Linked DNA regions of Mus musculus: region 2 is linked to region 1. The links are chromatin contacts, found by Hi-C in ENCODE. All regions are on one chromosome and are shown on one strand. Each heading gives the region's core, a stretch centred on a gene start or an enhancer-like site at or near the end of the contact. The rest is flanking DNA. Distances are from core to core; before and after follow the strand shown. Region 1 holds the start of Fgd5 (FYVE, RhoGEF and PH domain containing 5). Region 2 overlaps Fgd5 (FYVE, RhoGEF and PH domain containing 5).

What was found. Hi-C counts contacts between places; a loop is a spot of excess contacts on that map.
Region 2: a map of heart shows a loop between it and region 1 (3-fold over the local background). The contact joins the enhancer-like site here to the promoter of Fgd5 in region 1. A Hi-C loop is called at or near these places in 4 of 37 maps with a recorded cell type or tissue (all heart).

Annotation. Positions count from the first base shown.
Region 1 is chr6:91,976,518-91,981,036 of GRCm38, forward strand. It overlaps Fgd5 (FYVE, RhoGEF and PH domain containing 5), which reads left to right and starts at 2,448. Exons shown (of 21, transcript NM_172731.3): 1 at 2,448-2,525. The coding sequence starts at 2,513.
Region 2 is chr6:92,012,521-92,017,039 of GRCm38, forward strand. All of the region lies in intron 2 of Fgd5 (FYVE, RhoGEF and PH domain containing 5), which reads left to right. Among named protein-coding and RNA genes, the nearest start is that of Fgd5, 36 kb to the left of the region's middle. Within about 2 kb of position 2,536, at least 1 of the 3 ENCODE cell types and tissues checked has a DNase peak (open chromatin) inside an H3K27ac peak, as active enhancers do; it is heart, where a contact is called at or near this core.

The DNA.
Region 1 (4,519 bases), core at 1,198-3,697:
CACCACCCCTCTGCCTGCAGGTGAACTGGTTGAATGCTGTGAGGTTTCCCAACTGGCCTTGGGGCTGTGCTCACAAATCCCACATCCAACAGTGTTGGGTTGGCAGAGCTTAGCAAAGCATTCCGGGATTTTCCTGCCACCACCCTGAACCCCTCCCCACAAACCCCAGAGCAAAATCAACAGTAGCGGCCACTGAACCAGAGCCTCCCTCCTGATCCCGCTGAGGCCATGTTCTTAGGATTTTACTGCTTATTCTAAAAGACAAGCTCTTTTTTTTTTTTTTACATCAATGGATTTACCAGTTCACTCCGTTTCACACACCTTAAAACATAGATCCCCTCATCCTCGCCACCACCTCTACCACCACTCAGCTGACTCCATCATCCCCACGCTGCCAAACTCCATTTCCACCGTGCACAGCACCTTCACGCCTCCATCCCTACACCGGCTCCATCAGCCCAGTCACCCATACTGTCGCCGTCAACCCGAGCAAATTTATCAGTTCTATCACATATACTCCTCCTACCCCCATCACCCTGACTGACTCTACCATCCACCTTTTCTGTCACCTCCGCCATCTCTATCACTTTAACCACTTCCGCATCCTCTGCCCCTGCCCACCACATGTCATTCCCTACTATTGTGTCACTGCCAAATATCCCCATCAGCACCTGGAAAAACACAACCACCTCTATCCCATATGCCATCTCCACCATCACCACCTGGAAAAACACAGCCATCTCTATCCCGTGTACCATCATCTCCATCATCACCACTCTTTCCATCACCTTGACCGTCTTCCTGCCTCAACTCTGCCACTTCTACCCCCGTTATCACCTGCTCCATCTCCACCTCTATCACCACCAACTCCTTCCCCTCTTACCTGCTCACCACCTCTGCGTCACCTATTCCACCACCTACACTGAGGACACCATGACTTGCATGACCACTCCTTCTCTACCTGGGGCACTACCACTCTCTCTCCTTCTGTTTCACCGCCAATGTCCTCATTCACTTCTAATGTCATCTCTGTCACCTCCATTTCCACCAGCATCACCTCCATCCTGAGCTAACCACCATGCACAGATCGATTGAATCTACCAATAACCAGTAATGTACTCAGTCAGATTTTCTTTTTTTCTTTTTCTTTTTCTCTTTTAATTAATCATCTATTTAATGTTAGCATGAGTTGGGGAAAGGCACCCAAAGCCATGGTGCACTTGTGGAGACCAGAGACAACCATTGGAATCTGCTCTCTCTCCTTCCACCTATGTGAGGTCCAGGGATTGAACTCTGATGTCCAGGTTTACGTGGCAAGCTCTTTACTCACTGAGCCATCTCGCTGACCCCAGCCATAAATTTTCTATTCCAGAGTCAAAAGTATTTTTCCACAAAGGGCTGGAGGTTTCAGTGTCTGGTGTGGTGACTCTGGGATGAAAAGGTCATTTGAAAAATTCAAATTCAGTTCTTAATTGTACAGTAGAGGGAAACATAGACCGCTCAAGGACATGTCATGCCTTTACATGCCTCAAGTCCCCCCAAGTTATCTCCTTCACTTCTTGTTTGGTTGACCCCTCTCACTGGGGACCTCCTCTGAGCTCCAGACCCAAGCTGTAGGACTGTGTATGTCAGACAGGACTCCCTGAGGGCAAAGGCATCTATATGGTCATTAACAGGCAGTACGGAGGAGATACTGGGTCTCACTATCTGGATACAATGTGAATCAAGCCCCCCACCCCCACCCCCACCCCCAGAAACGAGATAGCCCTTTCCAGCCATCTCCAAGAGGTGATGGATGACTACACAGACATACTCTGAAGCTCCCGGCTTCTGACTTGGGTTTCCTCAGAAAGTCCTGGCAGTTGCTCTGATTCTGAGTCTGATGAGGGCCCGGAAATGCGCATTTCACACACTCCCCATGGGTTCTGGCTATGGAGAGCCCCAACTGGTCTTCTTCACAGCCAGGGTGCTTCTCCATGGTGTTTGTTGGTTTAATTCGCCTTCTGTCCCTAACGACCTCTTCATTTGAGCTCTCCATGAGGAAGAGAACTTGTAGCTATCACGCTCCGTGGTCGCCTAGCCCAGACTGAATGAACATCCAAATCTGAAAATAAAGGGATGGATGGCCTCTGTCCCTAAGCCTTGTACAGCTCCTTTGGTCTCCTTGATCATAGCCCTGGCCCCTTTAAGTGTGCGTGGGGACGCCGGGACCCTCGGTCTCTGACAGCACAGAAAAAAAAAAAAAAGAAAAAAAAAAAAGCCTTCCTCTCGGGAGCGGGAGGAAACATAGGAGGGGGCGGAGGCGCGGCCGGAGCCTGGAGCCCCGAGCTTGAGCGGACGCCCCGCCCAACCCGAGCCCCGCGCCCAGCGCCCCTCGCCTTGCCGCGGAGTGCTGCGCCCGGGGCGGGCCGGGCCGGGGCGGGCGCGGGCGCGGTGGACTGGGCGGCAGTGGGACTCCGACTGACCGACCCGCACAGCACGCAGCGACCAGCCTCGGGCTCCGCGGTGGAAGATGCACAGAGCAGGTAGGAGCCCGCGCCACCTTCCGCGCTCCGGCGGCAGGCTCTGCGAGTGGAGCTTGCGGGACCCGGGTTCCCCTCTCTAGTAGCCCAGAGTTCGGGTGTTCTGTCCCACGCACCTCGCCGTTGTCCCCCGAGGAAGGGTCCCCTCAGAAACCAGGACACCCTGCCTTCCAAATCGTGCCCTCCAACACCCAATCCTTCCCCTTCTGTCCTTTGGGTCCCAGCAGGTCCTCCTTCACCCTTTGGTGGCTGCATTTGGTTCCCGGGCGCCGACGCCAGTCTGTTCTGGCACTCCAGGGCTCGACACACCCCACTCTGCCATCAAACACCTTGGTTGAGTTAGGAAGCTTGGGCTGTTCCTCTAGATGCACCCCTCTTAAAACCCTCAGCCCGGGCTCCACTACCGGTCCGAGGCCCCGTCACTCCCAGGAGCGTCAGCGTCCCTCTTACCCCCTTCCCCCTCGGGTCTCAGTCTGTGAATCAGACTTCACCAGGTCAGTGATTCCGGGAAACACAAAAGTGTTCTCAAAGAAATTTAGCGATCTCTGCCGAGGAGTGCCATTTAGCAGATTGAGAAAGTGAGCCTCAGTCAGATGGGCGGTGCCTGGAATCTGGATTCCCAGCTGCTGTACACAGGAAAGTTCTCAAAGATGAGCGCGTGCTAGGTAGTAATCCTGAGACCTATCTGCTCCACGCGGTTGCACCCTGTTTTCTTTTACTGCTATCGCTGAGCAGAAGAGGAACTCCTTCCTCACCAAGGACCCTGTTCAATGCCACACTTCCCAACACACATCCCCAAAGAAACAGGAAGCCACCATTTTGGCTGTCTTGGAACCATATCCTGCTGCTGTTACTGCTGCTGTTGGTGGTGGTGGTGGTGGCCTCGGTGGTGGCGGTGGCAGTAGTGGTGGTGTGTGTGAGGGGCAGGAGGAGTTGAGGCTTTTTTTTCTTTTTAAGAGTGTTTTACTGAAAAGTCATTGTCTTGGGAGCAAGGTGCGGCTGGAGACATTGGGCTGGTCTTACAACAGACTGAGGAGTGGGGCAGCCACCTCCCTGTGTCCAGGCATTGGTGTTGCTGAGGGTAATTAACGTGGGTCACAGAATTGAGGGGCATAAGGAGGAGAGTCACCGCATAGGAGTGGAGAGGACTGGAACAGGGTTCCCAGGGGCTGGCTACCCACTGCTCTCTGGGGAAGGTTGTAGTCTGGACAGAGATAGGCTGGCTTTCCCTACTCTCCTAACAAAACAGCTTGGTAACAATGGAGAGAGCCAGTCCAGCTTCCCCATATTTTCCTGTATGAAGCTGGAGCAGGCCCTCCTTTCCTAAGAGTCTGGAGGGTGGAGGGAAACAGAACAAATTTAGATGTAGATTTGACCCCAGGAAGCCTTTGCAGTGGGCACTTTTAGATCTAGCTGCCTTGTAATTTGTGTCTGTAGACATGATTCCCTTTTCAATATGATAGCCTTCCATGGTGACCGGTGGATGTCACACTCCCTGCCTCCAGATCTCATGGCTCCAGGACTCCCTGGGGTTGGATCTCAGAGCCACCATATGCTTATGTGACCTTGAGCAGGTTTCTTAACTGCTGTCCCTCAGTTTATCTATCGGACAAATCAAGATCTGTCTCAGACTTGTCTCTACTAACCAACAATAAAGTAAGCAGAACACAGTCCAAGCGACCACTGAACACTAACTCATATTTCCCGGGAACTTATAATGGATTAGTTACCACTACCGTGTATTCTTTCTGTCAGTCTAGTTAACATCATCAACAACAACCTGACGATGGGAAATTGAGCTACTCTGATCTGTTCAGGGGCCAAGACAGGATCGAAATCCAGTTTGAAAGCCATTTTGTTTTTAAATCCAGGCCCATCTTGGTGCATAGGGGATGTTTGCCTCTTGACTTTGTCAGGTGTTTTGTGTCTGTTGATTTCCTCGAACTCACAATAGTGCCATGAAAAGGTGGGTAGTTCTTTCCTTCCCCAGAAGGAAG
Region 2 (4,519 bases), core at 1,286-3,785, 36 kb after region 1:
GGGAGCTTCCCGTCTCTGGACATGAGTTTTCTCGTCTATGAGAGGAAGACTCTCAGGGAGCCAGGGTGGCAGTGTGTATGAGGAAGTAGCTCAGTGCAGGGCTTGAGTGGCAGGGAGACCCAGATTCTCCCGACGAGGCTCCATGTGTGCTGGCCTCTGTCTCTTGGAGTTTTTGACTGAGGACTGTGGTCTGGCCAGTTGCCATAGCCCGTGACCCACATCTTGTAACCTTCTTAGCCTAAGCAAGGATGTCCTCCTCAGGTGTGAAGTGACAGCAGGACAAGTGTCCCCAGTAGATTTTTCAGCCTGAGTGTTTCCTGGGGCATGATAGATAGATACCAAGAATGTGGTCCTCACTTCTTCCAGAAAGGCCTGGAGCTTTCGGGTTTGGTTTTATCCCTCTCCTGTTCCTTGGAGACCCTGTTCAGAATCCTGCTGATTCTCCACACCATCCCTTGTCCCTTCCATTGGGAGACTCTGAAGGCAGAAGGACCCTATAGTTGTGTCCTGTGGAGGGGTTGGGTGGCAGGCAAGGTTTGGTCCAGCTACACTCTGCTGGCTTTGCCATTCCTTCTAGCCTCTGCTCCAGAGGGTTGAATGGAGCGGAGGTAGTCCTGCAGCAGGTGGTGCTGGGTCCCGGGCTCCACTGGCTGAGTGTTTCACCTCCAGCTGGTATGTCAGCATTGCAGGGCTCTTGCTTTCCACACACAGGGCTGTGGCGTCATCGTGGTTTTATTCAGCAGTTCCTCTTCCACCCCAAAAGGTTCTAGAAGTTTCTTCATACTGGGAAGTCTAGGGAGAGGTGAGCAGACTGGTAGGAAGCTATGAGGTTCTATTAACTGCAGTTGAGGTTTATCGGAACATGTGGCTCAGGGGCTATCGTTGGGCAAAAGAGAGGTGCAGGATGGGGCAGGGCTCGAGGTGGAAACTCAGGACCACCATCCTGTTGTTTGTTCATGTTCAGGTGCCTTTCGGTCAGAGAAGCTCTCCCAACTCGTACTGTGAGCTTGTTCACACAGCTTTCTCTTGAGTCTAGGACTGAACTGGTTTCCTTAGTTGGATCTGGGTGCACAGAACGATCTTCCCAGTGAAGAGGCTGTTTCACATGGGGTTTTGGGTTTTCCAAATCTGGTGGAAAGATGGCCCTAGGCGGCGAGGCTCAGGGAGGCATGGCCCTGGGGATCTGTTTTGAGCTCATTGCTCTTTCTTTCATCACAAGCCAGAATGCTCTCGATGGGATGGGTGGTTTTCCCAGCCTTGTATTGTCATGGTCTGTCCTGGGTGTGTGGGGCAAGGATGCTGCCAGCTGGCACAGTTGCTGAATTCTCAGAACCCTTATTTCAAAGTAATTATTGACCAAAAAAGCAGACCTAGCCACACAGCTCATAACTACTTCCATATGCCCAGCCTTGGAGGCCCCAGGAATGCCCCCTAGGACTCCTCTGGAGTATAGGGAGAATGGCCCAACATGCCCTCAGCAGAGGGTAGTCTGGGGTGCTGTCCAGGATCCTCCAGGGCTCAGGCAGGGAATAGGAGTTCCCCAATACAGGGTGCAGCTTCTGGCCAGAGGTCTGGGTCCTGGTATAATTTATACAGGCCTCTCTGGCTCATCTCTCTCGTTGTCAGGAGTGATGGTGCCTGAAGTATATTCCAGCCAGGAGAATCAGCAGAAATGTGACGTATGGAAGTGTTTGAAAGCTTCAAAGTACCGTGAAATTCTTAGATGGTTCATTCAGCCCTTATTTAGGGTCTAAGACAAGTCAAAAGGGACCAGGCTCAGTAAACTATCTCAGGTCCATATCATGTCGTTGGTGACATGGCAGTCAGCTTCTGTCCAACCCACAGCGTCATAAGGAGCAATGAGCCAAGCAGGTGCGTGGTAGCCAGAACTAGAGCCTAGATGCTCTGGGTGGCCCTGTTTTAACAAGGTGCTCAGGAGATCTCAGGCTCTGCAGGGGAGGTGAGGCTGGCGGTGGGTTTGAGAGCTCTGGTTATCGCTACAGAGCAACACAAAGACATGAGTTTCCTGTCAGCTTCTCTGCTCACTTCTCATTAGCTCCCAAGATGGCAGGCAGGGCAAGAGCTCCAGGTTCTGTTTGGAGAGGAGGAAATGGAGAAACAACTGGGAAATGTAGTTGTCCAAGGTCACTGGGTAAGTTACAGCAGAGAACCTCGAGGTCAGAAGCCAACCCCAGATGGATCGGTCCCTGGAAGCTGACGGCCTGGAGACCAGTGTCTATGAGCTTGAACTTAACACTTCAAATCCAGAATTCTAGCAAACACCATGTTCTCAACTAACTAACTCCAAACAGTGACACAGTACGCAAGGCAGGCACGTGCTACCACCACAGAGGTGAGAACGCTTGTCCAATATCACATGCCTAGGAACAGGGTAGTGTCCAGGCTTTGGACACCCATATAGGCTATTCCCCCTGTGGTCTAAGCGGTCGCTGTCCCCTGCCAGAGCTCATGGGCTGTTAGGCAGTATTGGTCTGGATCCCTGGATAGGCCTGGGATGAGGAGTGGCCATCTAGAGCCTCAGCCAGCCATTGTGTGCTGGGTTCTGTCAAGCGGCTGGGTGTGGCCCCAGGGGCTGCTAGGCCAGTCTCATGGGAGGAAGTGTCAGTGTTTACAGGAAATGCAGGACAAGGCCTGGGAGATGGAGGAGGGGTAACCAGCCACCCTGAGCACTGGAGGTGCTCGAGCCCAGGGCGGGGTGCCCCTCTTCCACCCCAAGGACGAAGGTTTTTGTTACTCTGGAAGGAGAGTCCACTTCACAAGCAGCCTCACCCCTCTTCCATGCCTCTCGCTTCTGAAAGGACAGCACCCAAGTTCCTCAGAGAACATTCATCTTTCTCCCCAGCAGCGGACTCATCTGTGCCCCTGGTACTACTGGGCCTTGCCTTCCTTCCTTTCCTGTTTTAGAGGGCAGCAAGGCAGGGCCAGCTCTGTGTAGCCCCAGCACCTGAGGGGTGAGGTTGGCTTCATGCCCTAGAAGTTCCTTAAGATGGGTGTGAATGTGGAAACTTACTTTAAAAACAAAACAAAACAAAACAAAAAACCCATAAACCCTAAAAAGTCTAAAACAGGCCTGGTGGCGGTTACACACGGGCACTGCTAAAGCCTGAGAGTAAACTCCACAATGCCTTAGCTACTTGGATGTACTGAATGCCCTTTTGCCAGAGAGATGAGGCTGGGGTCAGAGGTGTGCTTGCCTGGCATGCAGGAAACCCTGGGTTAGACTCCTAACAATGCATAGATTGGGCATAGTAACAAATTCCTGTAATCCTGGCACTAGAGAGACAGAGGCAGAAGAATCAGAAATTCAAACTCTCTATGTAGCCACCCTCAGCTACATAAAGAGTTTAAGGCTAGCCTGGGCTATAAGATATTCTCTCTAAAAATAAGAGAAAAAAACCAGGCATCATGTTTGGGGCCAGACTTGAACTGAGCTACGGCAGCTTTGTCTCTCACACTCCATCACGCCCCTCTGCCTTCCCTAATGAACGCACATCCCTTTGTGCCCCACCTGGACCTCGGCCAGCCTCCAACCTGTTCCCTCTGTGCCTCCTCTCCAGGTTTCCAGGGCCAGAGCGCTAGAACCTGATGGTGTTGCCATAGAAACAGAGGTTGCCTTTTAAGGGTCTTAGTCTTGTTAATAAAATAATTTCAGAATATGAAAAGGAAGCCCATGGACAATTTTGTTAGAGTTAGGAGAGAAACACAATCCAGGTACTTTGGGGGAATCGCAGAAGCTGCCAAGGAGAGAGATGGAGAAGTCGTGTCTTTCGAGGTAGTCATGGGGTAGATGTAGACAGTATATTAAGAAAAGAAAAAGCACGCTCATGAATAGAAGCGGGCTGAGGAAAGATCCCCCCAAAACATGGGCTCTATGGTCTTTTAATGGCCCCCCACTTCCCCTCCAGTTTGTATTTTGGTTTTGCACATGCTCTGTTACTTAGATGACACCAGAAGGGCATCCAGTCTTGCTCTGCAAACTGTTTCTTTCACACTTAATCTTAATTTGTTTTTTTTTGAGGGGGGATTCTATTGTTATTTTTCTTATTCTTCTGTCACAACACACGTCAGGTCTAGAATATTACAGAATCCGTTTCCAAGCCAAAGCCTTTCTTGGCTACAAAGGCAGAGAGGCCTGAGCTGAGCACAAGGTTTCCACCCCCACCCCCACCCCCACAATCACCAGCATCTCATGCCAGCTACAATCTATACTGAGTGCCCTCCACCAGCATCTCATGCCAGCTGCAATCTATACTGAGTGCCCTCCTTCTGGGCCTTTAGGTTGCCTTTTCCAGGACTGTCCTTCTCTGGTGACTAAGCTATGCTTCTATTGGGCATGCTGCCCGCTTAGTCCGTCCTAGACCAAGGTATTGGGGGAGGTGGACCAGGGTGTGCTTCCCTAGGCTGTGGCAGCTGTCTGGGCAACTGTCCACTCACCAGCAGGCCACGAGTGCCAGGCTCAGATTATTTGCCTATACATCCCCGGCTGTGCATGTAGGAG